Linked DNA regions of Homo sapiens: region 1 is linked to region 2. Evidence: chromatin loops called from intact Hi-C (ENCODE). Cell type or tissue: heart right ventricle. All regions are shown on one strand. Links, peaks and the distances in the headings refer to the core of each region. The heading gives the core; the rest is flanking DNA. Region 1 has its middle 220 kb from the start of KC6. Region 2 has its middle 150 kb from the start of KC6.

Evidence for each region. A loop is a pair of places that touch in the nucleus more often than their neighbours do. Peaks named below come from ENCODE experiments on the same cell type or tissue, not always from the same donor. Only the 100,000 strongest peaks of a DNase experiment are listed, where the experiment ranks them.
Region 1: it touches region 2 in a loop (5-fold over the local background); 2 of 110 quality-filtered maps call a loop at or near these places.

What each region holds. Positions count from the first base shown.
Region 1 is chr18:41,299,425-41,310,864 of GRCh38, forward strand. No RefSeq gene overlaps it. Among named protein-coding and RNA genes, the nearest start is that of KC6, 220 kb to the right of the region's middle. In heart right ventricle, for the core only: no CTCF peak of the experiment used is centred there; no DNase peak of the experiment used is centred there.
Region 2 is chr18:41,364,968-41,376,407 of GRCh38, forward strand. No RefSeq gene overlaps it. Among named protein-coding and RNA genes, the nearest start is that of KC6, 150 kb to the right of the region's middle. In heart right ventricle, for the core only: no CTCF peak of the experiment used is centred there; DNase peaks (open chromatin) are centred at 5,962 and 6,954; H3K27ac peaks cover 740 bases.

The DNA of each region.
Region 1 (11,440 bases), core at 3,110-7,109, 67 kb before region 2:
TCTTATGCTAAACAGGATATTATAAATTGTAGAAACTTGGTGTCCAGTGTGAGTCATGACCACCAATAAACAGCAGACCTTTTGGGAACCAGAAATGAGAATCAAATGCATGGGTTTATATTCTATAGGAGTAGCAACTATCCTGTGAAACACACAACTCTAGATGCACTGGATGGCACTCTTCCATAATTATTATATTCATGGTATTAATACTATAACAACAAAAACACGCAATTTTGTTCACTAACTTTGTGCAGGGCACTGTTTCAATATTTATACGCAGCTATACCCAGAGTTCTTCTAGAATGCCTGCTATATATTTTCTTCCACTCCAGGTGTTATTTATCCTTCATGGACCAGCTCAAAGCTATGGTTTTCATTTCAGTGTCCCTTGGTCTATTCACTGTAGCTGACCTCTCCCTGCCTTGGATATTTATAAACCTTGTTACCTGCACTATCATTTGACCTTTTACTATTCTTTAATTGAGTCATAGCTTTTCATCCCAATTAAATAATAAGATAATGAAAGGCAAAAATAAAAAACAAATTGTAAATATGGTAACAAGATATGAGATTTTACATAATATCTCAAATATCACAGTCAATACCTATTCACTTCATAAACATTTCTGTATTTATGACATTAGACTGGAGGTCAGAATATATGGAAACTATGTGAGATAACTTTTTGTTTTCTATTGCAGTTAACAGTGCACAATGCAATAGTCTAATATCAGGGTCAGCAAACTATATATAACTATTTGGCCCGTAGGCCAAATCTGGTTATGAACATTTGTTTGCCATTGTCTATAACTGCTTTCCCGCTGCAATGATTAGTTGAGTAGTTATGACAGAGACCATATGACCTGCAAAGATCATATTTACTATTTGGCTTTAATTAGATTGGTCATTCAAGCAAATGGATTTAGCTGATCAACTAGGAAGAAAGCAATCAATTTGATATTTTTGTTATATTCAAACAACATCAAATCAGATATTCTGGAATACACAGCTCTAAAATTAACACACTTTTCTAAAATATAGGATGGAAAATTATGTAATTTGAAACTTTGTAGATAATAGCTACTTTAGGGTCACACCAAAGCACAGTAGGCAAGTAATTCTTTCTTATCTTCCAATACTTCTTGCATGCTTAATGGTTTTGGATTCAAAGCACTGCCCTAAGTAAAAGTTATGTGGAGGAATGATGATAATTTAAAAAGACACGTGTTTCTAAACAAACTGCGGTAATTCATACCCTGGAATACTACTCAGCAATGGAAAGGAGCAAGTTAAAAATATGTGCAACAACTTGAATGAGCCTCAAGGAAGTTAGGTTGAGTAGGGGAAAAAAAAGCCAGTTTCAAAGGGTTTGAATGTTTGATTCTACTCATATAACATTCACGAAATAATTATAGATATAGAGAATAAATTAGCGGCTGTCAAGGGCTAGGGGAAGAAGGAAAGTGGTTGCTACATGGGTGCCACATACACACACGCACACAAACACACACACACACACACACACCAAATAACATACAAATTATTTCATGTATAACTGGTAAAATATAAATAAGCACTGTGAATTATACCAATGCTTATTTCATGATTTAGGTATTTTGCTATAAGATGTTAATACTGAAAGAGGCTGAGGGAAAGGGTCCCCAGGACCTCCCTACACATTTCTTTGCAAATTCCTTTCAATGTATAACTATATTTTTACAGGTTAAAAAGCAGTGTTTCAAAGTAAATAGAGAATGTTTCAAAATAGTCTCATTAAATAAACTATCTTCTGGAAGAGGAAGAAGTGTGGCCATAAGGAAATAGGAATTACATTAAATCTGTAAATTGCTTGGGGTAGTATGGACATTTTAGCAATGTTGATTCTTTCTATGAATGAGCACAGAATGTTTTCTCACTGGTTTGTGTCATCTCTGATTTTTTTGAGTGGAGTTGTCTAATTCTCATTTTAGAGATCTTTCACCTCCCTGGTTAGGAACTATTTTATTCTTTTTGTGGCTATTGTGAATGAGATTATGTTTGTGATTTGGCTTTCAGCTTGGATGTTGTTGGTTTATAGAAATGCTACTAATTATTGAACATTAATTTTGTATTCTAAAACATTGCTGAAGTTACTTATCAGATCAGGAGGCTTTGGGGCAGAGACTATGGGGTTTTCTTGGTATAGAATCACATCATCTGCAAACGGATCTGCAAAGACTTCCTCTCTTTGTATTTGGATGCTTTTCATTTCTTTCTCTTGTCTGATTGCTCTGGCTAGGACTTCCATTACTATGTTGAATGAAAGTGGTAAGAGTGGGCATCCTTGCTTTGTTTCAGTTGCCAAAAGGAATGCTTCCAGCTGTTCCCCATGCAGTATGATGTTGGTGTGGGTTTGTCATAGATGACTCTCATTATTTTGAAGTATGCTTTTTCAATGCCTAGTTTGTTGATGGTTTTTAACATGAAAGAAGTTTAATTTTATTGAAAGCCTTTTCTTTATCTATTGATATGATCATGTGATTTTTGTTTTTAGTTATGTTTATATGGTGAATAGCATTTATTGATTTGTACATGTTGAACCAAACTTACATTCCAGGAATAAAGCCTGCTTGATCATGGTAGATTAGCTTTTTGATGTGCTGCTGAATTCAGTTTGCTAGTATTTTGTTGAGGATTTTTGTATATCTGTTCATCAAGGATATTGGCCTGAGGTTTCCTTTCATTGTTGTGTCTCTGCCAGGTTTGATATCAGGATGATGCTAGCCTCATAGAAGGAGTTGGAAGACTTCCTCCACCTGCATTTTTTTTCTGGAATAGCTTCAGTAAGAATGGTACCAGCTCTTCTTTATGCATCTGGCAGAATTCCACTGTGAATCTATCGTTCCTGGGCTTTTTCTGGTTGCTAGACATTTTATTACTGATTCAATTTTGGAGCTTGTTATTGGTCTGTTCAAGGATTCAGTGTCTTCCTGGTTCAATCTTGGAAGGTTGTATGTTTCCAGGAATTTATCCATTTCTTCTAGATTTCCTAGTTTATATAAATAAAAGTGTTCATAGTAGTCTGTGAAGGTTTTTTGTATTTCTGTGAGATCTGTAGTAATGTTCCCTTTATCATTTCAGATTGTGTTTATTTGATTCTTCTCTCTTTTTTGTTAGTATAGATAGTGGTCTATCAATCTTATTTCTTGTTTCAAAAAACCAACTCCTGAACTCATTGATATTTTCCATGTTATTTTGTGTCTCAATTTCCTTCAGTTCAGCCCTGATTTTGGTTATTTCTTGTCTTTCGCTAGCTTCAGGGTTGGTGTATTCTTGTTTCTCTAGTTTCTCTAGGTGTGATGTTAGGTTGTTAATTTGAGATACTTCTAACTTTTTGATGTGGGTAATTAGTGCTATAAATTTTCCTCATAATACTGCTTTAACTCTGTCCCAGAGACTCTCGTATGTTCTATCTTTATTCTTATTAGTTTAAAATAATTTCTTGATTCCTGCCTTAATTGCATTGTTTACCTGGAAGTCATTCAGGAGGAGGTTAATTTATATGTAATTATATAGTTGTGAGTTATTTTCCTAGTACTGATTTCAATTTTATTGTGCTGTGGTCCAAGAGTGTGTTTGGTACAAATTTAGGTTTTCGAATTTGCTGAAGATTATTTTATGGCTAAATATATGGTTGATTTTAGAGAATAGGCCATGTGCAGATGAGAAAAGTGTATATTGTTGTTTTGGAGTGGAGAGTTGTGTAAATGTCTGTTTGGTCCATTTGGTCCAATCTCATTTCCAAGATTCCACTGTAATTATTTTTATACATCTGTTGACATTTTTATGTTTGCCTTTCCTACTTTATTTCTTTGAATGTTTTAAATAAAAGTATATAATTGTCCCTTTCAGATTGATCTATTGTCTCTAGTCCCACGGGAATTTATCTGTTTAATAAACTGTTAATGGCATTACATTATTCATAGACTTTTACTGTCTGTCAAATTTTATGTTTCTTTCTATAGTCTTAGTCCTATTAGAGATTATCATTGGCCACAGACCCAAGTTTGTTCTGGATTGAGGAGGCATTTCTATATTCCTGTAAGACTACTACCTCATAGTTACATCTGCCTGAACACTATAAGTTTTACCCATTTCAGCATGGATTTTTTTTATTAATGTATTAAGGTTTACAGTTTATGTTTCAGCCCTACCAGCCATCCCACCTCCAAGACAAATATAATTGTGACTTGGAATTCTACTCTTCAATTATTGATTTGGTTTTCATCTATGGCATGGTGTGTACATTTTTATTCAAACTGTGTCTCTGGGCTGATAAGCAGGAATCATGAGTTTCTAATTTACAGAGAGGAAGTACATTTTCAGCTCCTTTATTAATTTGCAAAGAGTTTTTCCATGTAGTACCTCTGTGACGTTGACTATCATCCCCACAAAAACATACAATCCCTAGTCCTGAAGGCTGACATTTATTTTCACTTTCTCTGTAGGCAGTTTAACTTCAATTTATACTAAACACTATGGGATTCTTCTTTGTCCTTGGGACACTGCTGTTTCTATTTTTACTTTCAAGACTTACTGTGCATATTTTATAGCTATTTAAAATATTTTATCAATATCCCGATGTATTAAAAATGGATAAGGGAATATCGTGTGTGTTTTTATCTTAACTATACCATTGTCCAAAGATTCTGTTTTTTTGTATGTTTGAAAACATAGAACAAATTATAAAATATTATTTTAAGAATAAAAATATTTTTGCCATTAAACTTTTCTTTCCATTTTTAGAATAGATCTTTTCCTTTTCTTATGCTATGTGACTACATAAAGGACTATTTTTTTCCTATTTACTATATTTTTGATTATTATGTTTCTATTTTTTCTATTTTAATTCCTGAGTTTAATATAGCTATCTGATATTCCATGTTTTCCAACTGACAATATGTTTTATTGCCCCTGTTAGAAACAATTAACTTAAACTTGGAAATAAAGCAAAAGTTGTTGTGGCATTTTTTTATGCAGATGCAAAGGCACCCCCAAAGGACTGTCAGAGGGACAGTATACTTTATCATATTATTTAGTCTTTACTGAATATTCTAGATTTAGTAAAGTGACTTGTTAAATTGCAGAATTTTGTTTGAAAGAGATGCATTAATTTCATTTTGGTAGATGAGATGATCCAAATCACTAATGGCTTATTGGAAACTAACCAGGTTATATCTAACTCAGCAACATTATTCTAACATTTATTTGCTAATTTGCCTCTAAATATCATGGATTAACAGGTGTTATTCTAGCAGGATATCAAGTCTTCCTTGTTCCCATATTAATTAGTGATTAAAATAATATCTTGGATACTGTGCTCATTCTGTTTTCTCTAAAAGAACATAATTTTACCTTTTCAAACATTATTATACTCCTGAGTGTCCATCAAGTGCTATTGGATTCTTTCTCACATTTTATACTTTTAGACAAGTTGGAGAACACAGATCATAACGGAACTTAATAACTCTTGCTATCTTTTTTTAAACTAGATGCATTATTCTGAGGGTGTATCATCTCTAGCTACCATTGCTTGATTATCTAACTGTGGAATACTATATTATTTTCCTGTTACTGATATTGAAACTGCCTTTGCAAAAATTATAACAGTGAAGGCCAAGCATGATGGCTCACACCTGTAATACAGCACTTTGAAAGGCTGAGGCAGGCAGGTCACTTAAGGCCAGTAGTTTGAGACCAGTGTGGCCAATATGGTGAAACCCTGTCTGTACCAAAAAATACAAAAATTAGCCAATCATGGTGGCATATGCCTGTAATTCCAGCTACTCAGGAGGCTGAGACACAAGAATCACTTGAACCCAGGTGGCAGATGCTTCAGTGAGCTGAGATTGCACCATTGCACTCCAGCCTGGGTGACAGAGGGAGACTCTGTCTCAAAAAAGAAAAAAAAAATTATAACAGTGAGAGAAATTTTACCTAACTGGCTCCTTCTTGCTTCTAACCTCACAAACTAATTGCCTTTGTTAACTTTTAAACTAAGATAATAACAGTCCCTTCCCCAAACTAATGTATTATTTGCTCTGGGACCAAAATTGCCTTTGTGAAACTAATGAAAGACCACAAGTTTAGGATTATGGCAAGGACCTGAATTTGGCTAAAGTGTAGGCATAGTTAAATAATAATCAGCCACTGTTTCCTAACTTTCCTTTCTATAATCCCTTACTTATTAAGAGTCTTATAGCGAGAGGTCAATATTTGTAAACTCACCAATTTCTCCTATAGATGTCATCATTATTGTCAAAACCTAAAATTGGTCTTTGAGATATTTTTCAGACTTTTGCATTTGGGTGGACTAGCTAATATCAGCAGAACCTGTGGCTCATACCAAGAAGCTGACTACTGATCCTGAGACTTCAGCCCAGAAATTAGCTCAGTGAATGAAGACAGTTTGGAAACTTCTATGATTTCATCCTCAACCAATCAGTAGCACCCATTCCCTAGCACTTGCCCACCAAATTATCCTTAAAATAAACTTTAGGCAGCTCGAGTGCAGTGGCTTACACCTGTAATCCCAGCACTTTGAGAAGCCAAGGCGGGTGGATCACCTGAGGTCAGGAGTTCGAGACCAGCCTGAACAACATGGCAAAACCCTGACTCTACTAAAAATACAAAAATTAGCCAGGCTTGGTGGTGGGCACCTGTAATCCCAACTACTCGGAAGGCTGAGGCAGGAGAACTGCTTGAACCCAGGAGGTGGAGGTTGCAGTGAGCCAAGATTTCACCATTGCACTCCACCCTGGGTGACAGAGCAAGACTCTATCTCAAAAAAAAAAAAAAAAACCCTCAGGCTCTGAGCTTTTACATAGGTGGCTTTGAGAAATGTTTCCCATCCTTTCGTTTGGCTGCCTTGCAATAGTTAATATATTTCTCTACTGTAACTCTGCTCTCTCAGTGTATTGGCTTTTTTCATGCAGTGGGCAAAAAGAAAAGAAAAAAAAACCATCAGGTTGTAGCAATATAATAGATTTCCAAAATATTAGCAGCTGAAAAATTCAAATATGTTATCTTAGTTTTGATATCCTATGTGGATCACATTGGGAAAAAATTAAGTTGTCAATAAGGCTGCATTTTATTCTAAAGTTTTAGGGAATAATTTCTTCTCTTGCCTTTTCTAGAGCTGCCCATATTACTTTGGACATGGCTTCTCCCTCCATCTTTAAATTTAGTAACATTGAATCTCTCTGGCCATTGTCTTATAGTCACATCTCAAACTGACTCACTTTTTCTGCTTCTGTCTTCCATTTTTAAGAACTCTTGTGATTGCATTGGATTCACATGGATAGTCCAGGATAAGCTTAGTATTTTAAAGTCAGCTGATAAGCAACCTTAATTCCGTCTGTGATCATAAATGTCATTTAGCCAACATATTTCCAGTTTTGAGGGATTAAGAATGGACATCTTGGGAACTATTATCCTGCCTGCCACAGATAGTAATTATTTTTTATTAATAATTGTGATTTTTTTCTTTTATTTCTTTGGTAAGAAGTAATGCCTAAAAAATGTAAGAATCCTGAGAGTATTCTCAGAAAAATGGGCCTTAAAAGAATAACAAAATGTGCTAATGCCTTCACATAAGGTGAATAATTTACTTGATTCAACCTTGTTGTAATGTAAAGTGTTACAGTCTCTCAGATGAATTTTAGAAGTAACAAATAGGGTGAAAAAGAGAAGCAGAGCCTTTGAAAGAAATAGCTACCATATGGTAGTGAGAAGGAGAGATGACTACCAAGCTTTCACTATGGCAGATATTTCAATATCTGATATAAAGGTAAAATGGGAAATAATTTGAAATACACATAATAATTTCTAGATATCCTTTCAATGAAATGAAGGGAATAGTCTAGCAAACCTTTCAAGGTTGTTAGTATCTATAGGTGTCTGCCACTTTCATCATCTTTGACTAATCTTATAATTCCGCAAAATGTACAGAACTGATAACAATGCAAATAATTTTTTTTCCGAGGGAAACACAATTGATTTTCAATTCTGTCAAAGAAAACCTGGTCTGGATAATAAAACATTCAAAACATTTTATTCAGGAACAATCACAATAGAGGAAAGAGACTTCAGCATAGAGCTGGACTCAATTGCTAATGCATCATGGACAAGTGAAGATTTTTAGCCAAGAAGTAGGGTAGAGGTCAGTGGATAACAATATTATTAAGAGGAAATATCAAAGGTAAGGTGGGATTCTGGCTAAGCAGATTTGACAGAATTCTCGTTGAAGGCTGGCTAGGATGATCAGATATCAAGGGTCTGAGGTTCCCTCTAAACTGACTTTGAATTCTTGTTAAAACTGGGTGATACAGGCGCAACAACTAAGAGCCTAGTTGAGAAGAGAAATTAGAAGGCCCCGACTAAAGGTTAGTCAAGGAGTCTTTGTTACTTCTGACAAAAAAGACAATAAGCAGTCTTACATTTATTTAAAATTTTGTTTAATATTCCTGATTATCTATGTATAATTATTCTTCAGATGTTTCTTTAACTTAGTTTTAACACTTTAGGGGCAAAGAGAATTTCCCTTTGAAAGTTTTAGCCTGCTGAAATCAACTGATATTAGACAGATTAACAGGAGAAAAGGCATGCAAATTTCTTAATGTGCATAGGCACAGGAGTCATACAAAATATGAGACTCGAAGGAACAGATGGCTGAAGCTTAAATAGCCTCCTTTTCATAGAGTTGGGGAAGATGGGGGTATGTAGGCCAATTTTAGGGCTAGTAAATAATTTTTAGGACAGTTTGATGGGTCCAAGGGGCATACAATAGTTTGTAAATGAATGTGTTTAGAAACTGAATGAGGCCAAAAATTTATGGAAAGATGAAGGATAAAACTGCATTGCAAGCGAAAGTTGTCTTATTATTCAGATAAGTTATCTTAGGTAATTCTTCTTAGCTGCCATCTGAAGAATAGATAAAAAGTCTGTCTGGGTGTGGCGACAACTTTAATCTCCTCTTTTCTGGTAGTTAATCTTTCCTGGCAATTTATTTATTTATTTATTTATTTTATTTTAATTTTTGGGATGGAGTCTTGGTCTGCCGCCAGGCGGGAGTTCAGTGGAGAGATCACGATTCACTGCAACCTCCCACTTCCAGATTCAAGCAATTCTCCTGCCTCAGCCTCCCGAGTAGCTGGTGTTACAGGCACATGCCACCACACCCAGCTAATTTTTTTGTATTTTCAGTAGAGACGATGTTTCACCATGTTGTTCAGGATGGTCTCGATCTCCTGACCTCATGATCCACCCACCTCAGCCTCCCGAAGTGCTGGGATTACAAGTGTGAGCTACCGCGCCCAGCCTCTTTCCTGGTAATTTAATAAGATTCCTAGGAAGGAGGTTTAAGACAATTCCATTTCCTTTGAAAGATGTCTCCTCAGTTAGTTAGATAAAATTCTAGAGACAGCCCCCTTTCTCCCTTGGAGGCAGGGAGAAACATGAGAAGTTTAGAAAATTACTGGCTCTGAAGCAGCTTCTAATGACTTCCAATTTATATTAATTAAAAGTCCTCAGCTTGCTAAAGTAACATACTCCAGTGTACACACATTAGAAAATCTTTTAAATCTGTCTTAAAAACTACAACACCTTACATTGATACAAGGTTGAATGAAGTGATTTACTCACTGTGTGTAAGACAGTACACATTTTTTTAACTTTTAAGGTATACTTTTCCCAGAATATTCTCAAGATTCTTATATTTTTCTGACCCCCAACAACACCATGACTGGTACTTTCATCAATTAATTTACTAAAACATTTTATAGACATTTTATATTTATATGAGAGTCATGTTTTGCTCAGGACACACCACCCTGAAATATGACTAGGAGACCAGAATATGTCACCCTAAAATATACTTGTTTGGCATATTTTGAGCTGGTTATTCTAAGAAACTTGCAGACATAGGAGTAGCTCTGAAAAGCTATTTGTAAAAGAAATTTACTTCTATAAAGAACATCTACATTGGTAAAGTATCTGTCTCAAAAAGAAGGCTGCTCCAAAACATTTATTACCTGAGAGGCTTTATCTGCATAACAAGTTAACTGTTATTCACCATACAATTTCTCCTTTCACTTCCCATAACTTGTGTGGCCACCAACCCTCAGAAGCTCCAAACCCCTCCTGTTTGCTGTAGCTCAGGATGCTACATAAACTTCAATCATCTGACCCCTCCTCAACTCTCATATTTTGTGAGAATTTTATGTGTGCATAGATACATAATTAAATATAATTTTTTTTCCTGTTAATATGTCTTATGACAATTGAATTCATAACCCAGCCAAGGAACCAAGGAGGGTGGAAGGAAGCCATTTTTTGCTCCACTAGAGTTGTGATTTTACTTTTTTTGAAAATCGATTTTTAACACAGATAAAGGATTACAAGTAAGGTTTGTATTTGGCCTGTTTTCCCTACTGTATAATAGAGAAATGTATTACTGTATAATAAATATGGATTTTGCTATCCATCATTTTTCAAGACTGACTAATCACTGATAAACATTTTTAGTTTTCATTGCAATTAGCTACAGAGTTTCTGGAGTGATTTTCAATAAACAATTTGGTGATGATGTAACTAATAAGTTTGTTACCCAATACACACAGCAAGTTAATACATAGAGATGGGGGTTGCAGTAGAGAAAGAGGTTTAATCATACAGTCACTGAAGGAGGAGATGGGAGAAAACCTCAAATCCATCTCCCAGAGGAATTTGGGGATAGGGTTTTAATGGTTTTGGAGTTGGCCTAAGTGTGGAGGTCATTGGTTGAAGAGTGCAGGATGAAGTCATGGGACAGGGAGATGAAAAAAACTGTATTTTCATGCTGATCCTCTTCCTCTGTGAGGGTATTCAAACTGGTTGCTGAATTTGGGGTCTGAAGAAAATCGTAAGTGATCTGTGAATAAAAGTCTTATAATTCCAGTGTCAGAGACTATTTCTATGGGAACATTGGGAATGCAAAACAATTCTTAAACAGTTTTATAATCTTAATGTCAGAAATCCTATCTATAGAAACAATGGAAATACAAATGATCAGTATCTACTGCTATGTGACCATTAGCAACAAAGAAGGGGCTTGCTTAATACTTAATTATAACTATATTTCTTTCCAGAAACTGGCATGCATTTCTTGTCAACCATGTGGTTTTGTGTGTGAACTTCAAAGTGACATGACTATTTTTAGAGAGATGGACAATAAACTTAAAGCAAGAACTTTTTCTCAAAAAAAAAATATCTAGGATGGAAGATCCTAGATATTTGAACATTAGAGGAATGTCCACAGAAAGAGGGAAATCAATCTAGAAAGAAATAGAAAATAAAAATAGAACACTAAAAAATTTTCAAAAAATTTTATACACAACTCTTCATAAGTCCAGAAGTAACA
Region 2 (11,440 bases), core at 4,170-8,169:
TTATCAGCTTTGGCCTTACGAAAAGTTAAAGAGTCGGAGAGAAGTATTAATGCTTAGTTTATGCTAATTGATCTTGGTTTTTTTTCTTGCTTCTTTTCTTCCTTTCTACCTTGTATGAAGCATGCCGGTGGTACCTTACATTACTAATTACGAACAATTTAGAAGTAGGCTTAAGTAGACAAACACTGAGATGATACACAGTGGCTGCCAGGACTTTCTTTTTGCCCTGTATTTAAAAGGAGAATTTTATTGTCTATACCAAGGACAAGGGCAAAAGCTGAAGGACAAAAGGAGTACACTGTACTGGTTTTTCTCCATCTTCCTGGCCCCCTATCTATTATCCATATTGTTTGGACTTCCTCTGTGGCCAGAAGGATTGACCCTAAGGACTATAACTTCTCACTGTTATACTCATGGAATTCTAGTTAAGTACACTGGAGGCACAAATAGGACATCAAAAGACAGAAGGAGGGACAGGTCCCTTTCCTGTTGCTGTCTGCATCAGAACACCATCTCTGGCTGTCTCTATCCATTACTGAAGTTTTGTTCTGGGCAGCTCATTCTCCATGGTTCCAGTCCTCTTGGGTTCCAGTAACATTGTTTTCTCTCTCTGTATCTTAGGTGTAGAAATAGTATCAGCTTCCAACAGTTTGTCTCTGGATGATTCAATATGCCTTGCTGAACCCCTTAACTCCTGCCATGCTTCTATAAACTTCCTCTTTATTTAATGTTTGTTCTTTAAGATCCTCATGTGATTAAGATTTTTCTCACTCGTCTCCCGATGCTTGCTTAAGACTTAATACATACCATTTCCACTATGCTGCTAATGCAGAACCACAAACACTCATGTATGTATATGCAGATACTGTAGCTTACCTCTATCTTTCTTGACTTTGAAAAGTTGAATATTTCCAAGGTTTTTGTGGTTTTTTTTCCCCTTTTTTTGGATGGAGGTAAACACTGAACCTGGTTACTTGGGTCGAAATGCATAGTTTTCTTCAATAGCAAGCTCCTGAGCCTTGTATAATTCCCCTAATTATGCTCATGTTCTCAGATTTTTCTGAGAAGAAAAAGTCATTCTCTTAAAACAATTTAGTGTTCTTTGAAAATAGGCTGTCTAGAAGCTAGCTAACATCTGAGGTACCACTTTAAATTCTTGATTCTTGACTATTATACCATTTTCTTATTGAAATTCAATCCAAACCAGAAGCATAACCCAAGTTTAAGAAATAATTAGTTGATTTCAGTATGTTGCTCAATTAACCAACAATTCAAAAGGCTATTTCTGTCAATTACTTTCCTAGAATTTTGGTGGTAGCGGATGGTAAAAAGAGGAAAAGGTTAGTACCCAAGAGGCACGAATCATCAAATTGAACAAGGCCAACACACTTGAAACAATTAGTTAATAGTACAAGATGGTATGTGAAAGCATTCTTAATGGGGACAATACAGACTTTAAGACCTTTGGGAGCTCAGAAAAGAGAGAAATCAATAAAGTATAGAATATTCCAGGAAGGCTTTAGCTTGAGGGAACATGAAGTTTGTATTTTGGAGTGAAGTGTTTTAAAACTGTGTTTACCTTGAGGCACTGGCAGTGTCTCTCTAAATATATGCCACTCATAGGATGGAAGAGGCAATAACACACAACAGTGTCTACTAGCCAACCATTTTCCATAATACACTGATGACACTTGAAACTTGGTGAGTTTTATAACCAGTATCTACACAAGCCAATGTGCCATAATCACAGAAAAATTACTAGATGAGAAATCAGGGGACCTCTTTCTTTGTGTCCTTCTAGACACAGAATAAGAACAAATGGTAGTGATCTTTCTTTGTAGGACTCTCCTTATAAGGTTTTAACATAAATCTCATTACACTGAAATCCTGGCAGAGTATTCATTAGAACATCACTAAAGTCTGTGTAGAGGACTTAATAGCTGAAACAAGGCATTGGAATTAGCCAATCATTCTATAAATGAACTCACCATGAACCTTTTTTCTAAATTTAGGTAAAATTTCTGGAGACCTTTTCTTTGCTACACGATAGAATGCCACTCAAACTTGTAAACAAAGTATGTTTTGCCTATATTTGTAACTTCCAAAAACAACTTATCTAGTAGATACTTAACAAATATCTATTTATAATGATAATAACACAGACAGGTTAATTCGGATTAGAGTTAAATACCAAAATACTATAAGATTTGAGTTAAAAGAGATGTACTGAATGCTGTGGTCTGAATGTTTGTGCCCCTCAAAATTCATACGTTGAAACCTAATCCCAAAGGTGATGGTAGTTACGAGGTGGGGCCTTTGGGAGGTGATTGAGTCACGTGCTTTTGGCTCTCATGAATGGGATTTGTCCCCTCATAAAAGAGGCCTGGGAGAGCTTGTTCATCCCTTTTGTCATGTGAGGATGCAGAAAAATGACATCACCTATGAAGCAAAGAGCCCTCACTAGACATCACATCTTTTGGTACCTTGATCTTGAAGTTGAAACAGACTAAGAGACTGAATTTCTGAACAATGAAGTGTTATTTAGAAACTCTCTTTTTGTCTCTTTTTCAATTCTTCCTTGGAAAGTATTTTCTCATTTTAAAACAGTTTAATACATATATATGTATATGTATGTTACTTAACATTTATGGAACAACTGTTCTAACTCTCTGCTACGCCCTGCTTCTACTTCAATCAGGGCAGTTACATGACTATAACTGCGTAATTCTTTGATGATATAATCATTGTTTTATTATGTGCATCAAGAGCCACTGTTTGCCATTGTCAATTTATAAATGGTCTGTAGGACAGAGCAGTAAGCATCTGAAGTAAAAGGTTCATGTGTTAGGGGTATTTTAGGCAGGAAGAGAATGAGATGACTATGCAATGACTTTAGTAGGTGAGGAAGGATCTGTGTACTGTATCCCTGCTGCAAGGAGGAAACAGAACATTCCTGCTCTCATGGACAAGGAGGCCTATGTTGGAGGCCTTATGTTCTGCTCACCCTGAAATGTAGCCTGTGTGATGGCTATTGCACACAGTGAGCAAAGAACATTGGGACAGCAAGCAGTATACATATTGGAAAACACAGATATGTTTGTTAGCTCAGGCATGCATGACATATCTTTTCAAAAACCTGGTGGAAAAAAAACAGCCTAAATGAATGATGATCAAAGCCTACATACAGAGAGCATGTATAGCAAGACAAAATTCAAGACCCTAGTGACATTTATTTTCTGGAACTTGTCCCCTTTTATCCAAAAATTAAACTACTAGGGAAAAAAATTCATCTGCTATCTCCAGTACCAAGAGTATGATGATTGTTGACTTAAAGTTGCTGGTGAGTGCTTCAGGGAAGACAGTGGAAAACATCAAAGCCTCTGTATAACACTCTTTGCTATTTCGTTGAGCAAAAGAGGAGTCTTCCTTAAATCAAGGCCAAGAGAGATTACTACTGAACAACCCCCCTCACCAAAAAAACACCTAAGTTCTGTTTCACTAATAATGTTACTTTGAGTCACAGAATTTGCAGTGATAGACTAAAACTACCTAAAACATATTTTTTCCTTGCTTGTTTCAATCGTTTACAATTGTCCTTAGTTATTCCACATCTGAGGAAAGATATCTGAATAAAATTTTGAAAGACTTTGGGGGTGGTAAAATGTATTCTGCAATTGAATGTATGACCTTCCTTTGGAGATTGTCTTAAGACATATTAATACTACAATAATACAGAAGTAGATAGCTGCTGTGACTGGGTGGCTGTACTAAGATTTTAGAGAGAGAATATTCTACCAGATTGGCCATGCATTTTTAATATATATCCACATAAAATATATAATACATACATGTGCATATATACCCACATAAAATATACATTATATATTATATATTTGCATATGTATGTATATATGGTGCAATTTAAATTGTTATATACAAAACTGTGTATACATGTACATGTAGACACAAAGATATACACACAACTTAGTAAAACACAAAATAATACAATATCAAGGCCATCAATGCTAAGAGATTATCAAGTTAAATATCTCTCATTTTGAAGATAAGCACAAGAAAGCCCACAAAATATGATTTTGGTAAGTCACCATGTCTCTGGATTCTCAGTCACATGCTTTGCCTAACATTCACTTTCCACATTGTTCTTTGTCACTCTAATTATGGCAACATGTCCTTTCTTTTCCCCAACTTTTCTGGGATTTTATGGAATTCCTGTATGAAACTGTGTTATTCGACAGAATTTTTGGACTGAGTAAATATAACCACTTGACTTTTCTTTATTTTCCCACAATTTCTTCAGTCACCTCCACTGCCTCTTAGCTGCCAGTGATTGCATTGGTCGATTGCCTGGTAGTGGGGTGAAAGGAATAAACAGTGGCTATCTGATAATCTTTCTGGTTTTCCTTTAAACAAGCTCACTGGAGTATATGTCCTCTACACTAGTTTCTGAGGGAGGACATGTAAGTGTTCCAGTAACTCTGTCACCAGTCTGGTAATTCTTATTGTTGAGTTGCCTTTACAGCCACCTTAGAATCCACCCAAAGAAAATGAACACAATTGCTCCCCCTTAACTTCCCCTCCTTTTCCAAACTGCTATTGTCTTATAATCATATCTCAACTTTGATCAAGCCTTCTATTACGTGATGCTTGAATCTACTAATTTGAACTTATTCCTTAAATATCTCAAATTATCTTCTGACATAAGGAAACAAATTTCGGTTTCATGAAACCATTTCTCATTATAACTGTGAGCATATAAGTGACCTTAATTTTCAAAAATATGTTGCAATGCTTCTAAATATAACTAAGATTATTGAAATCAGACATTTGTTTCTTTGTTGCCAGTTTACATCTAATAATTATGTACAGGAAGTTGTTGATTTGCAGAAAGGTACCAAGTCAAATTTTCTATAATGCTCTTTGAGTCATAGACAATTAGCTTATTATAGAAAAAAAAATGATTTATCAGCTTTGCCTTTTGTCCTAAGTTGTCTTTCTTTTCTAAGATCTCTTACTAAAGAATAGAAATAGATAGACCCAGCAGAGAAACTGAAAGCCTGTTTTTTTGTTTGTTTGTTTTTTGTTTTGTTTTTGTTTGTTGGTTCAGCTGAGCTAAATGTCCTTAGTGGACAGTAAATGTTTTAGCTGTTTTCTGTATTTCTATGCTCCCAAGTTGTCAGACCTCATATATTGGGGTTAACATACCAGACCATCAGCCCTGGTATGCTTAAAGTTGCATTTCTTAAAATCTGGCTACCTGAGAAAGATTTTCTGAATGTGTTACGTTGCATGAAAACATATTTACTAAATTATTTTTTTGAAAATACATATAGAAACTTCTGATATCAGAATAGTGATGTATTCGGTCATGAGTTGGGAATCCAAAAGCAGCTCCTGAAGGAAATAGTTAAATGTAATGAGGAATTAGTTATTGTAATAAAAGTGAAGGAAAATAGAATGATGAGAGGGACAAGCATCTAAATAGAAAATCCTGGCCCGGAAAATCCTGGTCTTAGGTCATCTCTGTGCAGTGTGAGAACTCAAGATTAGAGAAATACCTGAGTTGTTATAACAAACCCAGCTTGGGAAGGTGTCCCATTCATATTGATGCCCGTTTAGAAGCTATGCACCTAGTTAGGATTCCTGATGGCGTGATGTCAGTCATCACTATCATCATTATTGTATGATGCCTTTGGTGTTCATTTGAACCACCTTCAAGTTGGGGGAGAGCTGGACTGAGAGAATGTCTTCAAAAGGTGTTGTGCTACTTTACCCATTTGTCTGTCTTGCTTTTAGGCTCATATTCATCAGTTCAGGAGACCTCAATCAGAGGCTGAGCTGCTGCAATGTGCTTCCACAAACATACACACACTGCATCCAGCTGCCTGATGGGGGGGACCTGCTAATTGGAGAAGTCTGCTCTGGTCCCCTGTCACCAGTTGGCAGACAGAACAGTCTGGGCCGAAGCTGATTCCCAGAGTCAGGCATTCATTTATCTCAGTGATAACAGGGTATGTGTAGAGAGAGGGAGCAAAGAAAGCGAAGGGCAGCTGCAGTTGAGGTGGGGACAGTACTAATGCCTCGGCATCAAGGACATGCTTCACGGAGGTGCTTGGCACTTTATTCCTCTCTCCAAAGTTTAATTAGTCACTAATTATGAACAGCTCTCTTTTATTATGGATGCATTTGGCCACTGCTGTAATTTTTTAAGAAACATGTTCTCATCTCAACCAAGTTCCAAATGCTAACGTATCAGTGTCAGAAACTGCAGTCAAGCACAACCTGTCCCCAAATCCCAGCCCCTTGAAACACGATGGCTCATTATTAACTTAAAAAGGATGATGACACTGATACTATTTATAGGTCCCTTCCAGGCAGGTCTGCCAGCGTTAAAGAAATTAACATGGAGAAATTGTCAACTGGAAAACATTAGTGTTTATCAACAGATCAATCAAACTTCAGCAACTGTAAACTGTGCTTTTAGCTAAGTGAAACCTACTAACAATAACAGCCACTTGCCCACCTTTCTGGGGAGTCCTATGTCCCCATATCCAAACCAAATAAACTGTCCCTTTGACACTGTGGCCATAATCCTGCTGCTGCCTGTTAGGGAAGAGTCTACCTGCCTCTGTCCCACATCCAGGAGCAAACTGGAATGATGGTGGTGTCAGTCATGTTTTAATTAGCTTTAACTGCCAGTTTGTAAAGTCTCAAGCAGACTAAAATAAATACTGGGGTTAGTGGCTCCAGAAGGCAAATTCTAGTTTCTTTATGAAAGGAAGACTCTATGATTTAAGGATTTAAGGAGTTTTTCTTGGTTCTCTCATCCTTTTAAAGCAGTGCTTGACTCTCATTGTTGTATATTTAGAGATGGTTCTATTTTCATTTCTGGGCTACAGCGGCGATGATGACATGGCTTCAGAACCTGAACAAAGCTGGAGAGCCCTGATAGGCTGCTGGTGATGTCATCCCTGTGCCTCTAATGCCCAGGAAAAGCACCAGGGACTGACTGTTTTCCTGACTTTTCTTTTCTTTCTTTTTTCCTTATTCTTCCTTTCTCCCCCAACCTCTTTTTTTTTTTCAAATATAAAAATCCCATTTTCACACTAACAGTGCATTTGGAGTTTCATATCCTAGCAACGTTATCACTAAAGGTAGCCGGTGACCGCTCCATACAGACCAACACTGCTTTGGCTTGATACACAGTTTCAGCTCTCAGGGAGAGGATTTTGTGCTGCATCACACTGAATATTGCGGCTCTGTAATTTCTTGTCATTATAGCAAACCCTTTGACGTGCTTCCTTTCTGTAACCCAGATGATCATCACCTGTCAAATTCGACTGCTCACACAAATTCTAACTAGAGGAACCTGACAATGGTAGGGGCCATGAAAACCAAAGGAGATAGAAAATACGGCAAGCGCACCTAGCTTCAAGATGACAATAGCCTTGACTCATCGCACAGGCTTCTTAGCTATCATATAGCCTCACCCACTGCCACCTTTTGTTATTTTTATGCATTCATTCCTAAAACTGCAGGACTGGGGAAATGTTTTTACTAGGGTAGGTTGGGATGGCCTGGGGCACCTAGAGGGAATAGAAGGAGCTCTCTGGATCCCGACTTAGATGGTTTCATTTTTGTATTCAGTGTGTAGCAAATTCTGTGTTCTCCTAAAAACAAAAATACAAAAACCAATCACCGCGGTTTTAGTTTCAACAACCTAGGTAAAACCCTCTCTAAGTCCCAAGTTTCTCATCTTATTAAGTGGGACAATAAAATGCATCTCACCAAGGAGTTGTGAGCATTAAATTCACTGCTGTCTATGGAGCACATAGTGTATAATAGGAGCAAAACTAAAATCTGTCAATTCCATTCCAAGCTTTGTGACACCACTAAATAAACAGGTAATGTAAAAAAATAAACAACAGGAAAAATAAACAATAAGGAAAAGTAATAAACAGCAAAAAAAAAAAAAGAAAAAGAAAAAAGAAAAACCAACAGGAGAAAAGGAGAATTGAGAACTGTAAACAATCTCCAAGCCAGGCCAAGGACACTTAGTACATTCTCAACTCCAGAGTCATTTCCCTTCCTTATAGCACTGCAATTGGCTTTCCCTGGAGCAAACACTACAATGCTAGAATTTGAGGAAAGGTGGAGGCATACGAATAATTCATTTAAAAACCAAAATCTAAAATTTGTTTAAAAATCTGATCTGTCTTCACTTGATGCAAGAGAGCTTCGATAATCCAAAGCAAAACCCTACCTACAGGATTTCTGCTCAGGAAATTTAGCAGGTCAATAAGCCTCAAAAAAGAAAAATCACAGTTGTAAAGGTATATTTGCAAAACTGTACTGAATGTTGTGAAAATTACATAATAAATATGAGTCATGGACCTTGCCATTGAGACTTACAATACAATTTTAACATGTAAACATAAATTTGTGAAAAGTGAATGAATATAATAATTCAAAACCAAAATAAGAGCTCAAGATAATAGTAGAAGACACATCAAAAGCAGGGTGTGATTAAATGTAAATTGTATTGTACACATAACTATCTCATAGGAACTAGAAAGAGAAAGATTTTACTTCTAAATGGAATGGTCAGAAAAAGTTTGAAAAAGAGTGTGAGCTACCCTTTGGGTCACAAAAGATGGGCTTGATTTGGTTAAACAATAGGAAGAGGGTGGATGGTCAGACAGAAGGAAAAGTTTGAGAACAGAGAACAGGTACAGCCATACTCAAAAAGTAGGTGGAAGAAAATGATTTGTGTAAAGGTGTACCAGGGAATATACTGGAAAGCTCTGAGGGTTCCATTAAAGACAATAGGTCCTGGAATGTAAAGCCATTCATTGTGCATTCAGTGTGGAAGAAGACAGGCAGTCATTTGCATTTAAACTTACTTTTTTTTTTTACTTTTGTGGATCTGAAATGCTTCATATGATCTATGCACACATTGGTTCCTTGGTTTCTGCTCCCCCAGTATTTTTTTCTTTCTTTCTTTTCTTCCTCTTTTTTTTTTTTTTTTAAGAGTCAGGGGCTAACTCTGTCTTCCAAGCTAGAGTATAGTGGTGGGATCATAGCTCTAGCTCATTGTAACCTTGAGCTCGTGGGCTCAAGTGATTGTCCCGCCTCAGCCTCTGGATAAGCTGGAATGCACCAGCATGCCCAGGTGATTTTTTTTAATTTTAATTTTTAGAGACAGGGTCTCACTATGTTGCCCAGGTGGGTCTCAAACTCCTGGCCTCAAAGCAATCCTCTCACCTCCCACTCCAATATCTTTGATGCTGTTCATTGTCACCCACCTCTTTATAGACAACAAACCCTGTCCAGATTCTAGTAAAAACCCACCAATCTATTATATTCTTAACACTTTGGTTTTCAATGTTTTTGACAGTTACAAATTCTAGTTTTGGTAGAATTTCTTCAGAATAAAATATTCTGTCTTTGTATCTGTTCATTTCAGGGTCCCACATTGTTTCAATACGAAAAAAAGTTATTTTAAATGTGAAAAATTTTTACTCAATTTATTAGATATGTAATATGTGTATAATGCTGATATAATGAATAATATTTTTCTTCTAATTGATTTGATCAGGAACATCAGCATCATACTTTCTTTGATTCTGCACTCCTTTACTTTCATTTTCTAGGTACGTTTTATATAGTATGCTATTCTTAATGCAAGCTCACTTTTCCCGGTAAACAACATAGAAAGACCAAGTTTTACAGCTTGCCTAAAAAACTATAGTGCAACCTAGGGAATGATGGAAATATAGTAACCATCAGTCTGGTATCATGCAGATTACAACATGTACTAAAGTTTTTTTCCAAGGTATTCCCACCTTGTTTTCCTTTTAAATTTTCTGACTCATTCTGAAGTTTTCACTGTTTGGACCAAATTTGTTTCTTTTCATTTAAATTTTTCAAATCCATCTCTTATAATTTCTAACTGTTCAATTAGACCAGTGGGGCATTTAAATTGTTTTGTTGTTGTAGTTATCTAAATTAGCAGAACACCATTCCACTCAGAGGCAGATACTGCAAATTGCAGGCAAAGGGCCAGTCCCAAAGAAGCAACTGCTGATTGCCAAGATATATGCCTAGAAAACTAAATTCTACATCAATTGATTGCTCCTGTCACATTACACAGGTGATTTTGAATCAATAATTTCGTTTCAGAATTAACTAAATATGTTATTCGCACTGACACATTAAATGTTTTCAAGAAGAAACTTTCATGCTCATTGGAGAACAATTGCTGTGATCTCAGGGACAGATAGTATCTTCAAATTACCTATGTATTCTCTAGATCATAGGCAGATAGTTCCTGGCCAGACAAAGGAAGAAGAGTTTCTAGTTTAACGTATCTACGAACCATGAAAGTTATTTTATTCTATAGAGCTTTGTGTATGGCTGGAAGAGAGCCATTTCTAGTTTATTAAGAAAATTTATCCTTTTCAAGCATACCTTTAAAAGTTGCTATTTCATGGCTGGGCACAGCACTTTAGGAGGCTAAGGAGGGAGGATCACTTGAAGCAGGCATTCGAGACCAGCTTGGCAACATATCAAGACCTTGTCTCTACAAAAAATTAAAAAACGTTAGCTGGGTTGGTGGTACATGCCTGTAGATGGAGCTACTCTGAATGCTGATGTGGGAGGGTCGCTTGAGCCTAGGAGTTAGAAGTTACATACTTCTATGAGCTATGATGGCTCACTCCAGCCTGGGTGATAAAGCAAGACCCTGTCTCTAAAATGAATAAACAAATAAATACAAGTTGCTATTTCATTAGTTATGAAGGTTTATTCATCATATTCTTTCTTTCTTTTTCCTTTTTTATGCATTTTTTTTTTTGAGACAAGGTTTCCCTCTGTCGCCCAGGCTGGAGTGCAGGTGCCAAATCTCTGCTCACTGCAACCTCCACCTTCTGGGCTCAAGTGGTCCTCCCATCCCAGCCTCCACAGTAGCTGGGACCACAGGTGTCCACCACCATGCCCAGCTAATTTTTTGTATTTTTGGTAGAGACGGAGACGGAGTTTCACCACGTTGCCGAGGCTGGTCTCAAACTCCTGAGTTCAAATGATCCACCCACCTCGGCCTCTCAGACTCCTGGGATTGCAGGTTTGAGCCAATGCGCCTGGCCCATTTTTTCTTTTTTAAAGAAAATTATTCCTTCAATACATATTTATTGAGGGATTAATATGGGACAGACACTGCTAGACACTGAGTGGATCCTTGGTGAACAAAACAGACATGTCCTCTGCTCTCATGTATTGTTGAAAGAATAAAACAGGGTACAAGGATAAAAAAAAAATACAGGGAGGAGATTTGTGAGGTATGATGGTCAGGGGACGTCCCTGTGAAGAGTTGACATTTAAACATACACATGACAGCTGAGAAGGAGTCATTCTTGCAAAGAGC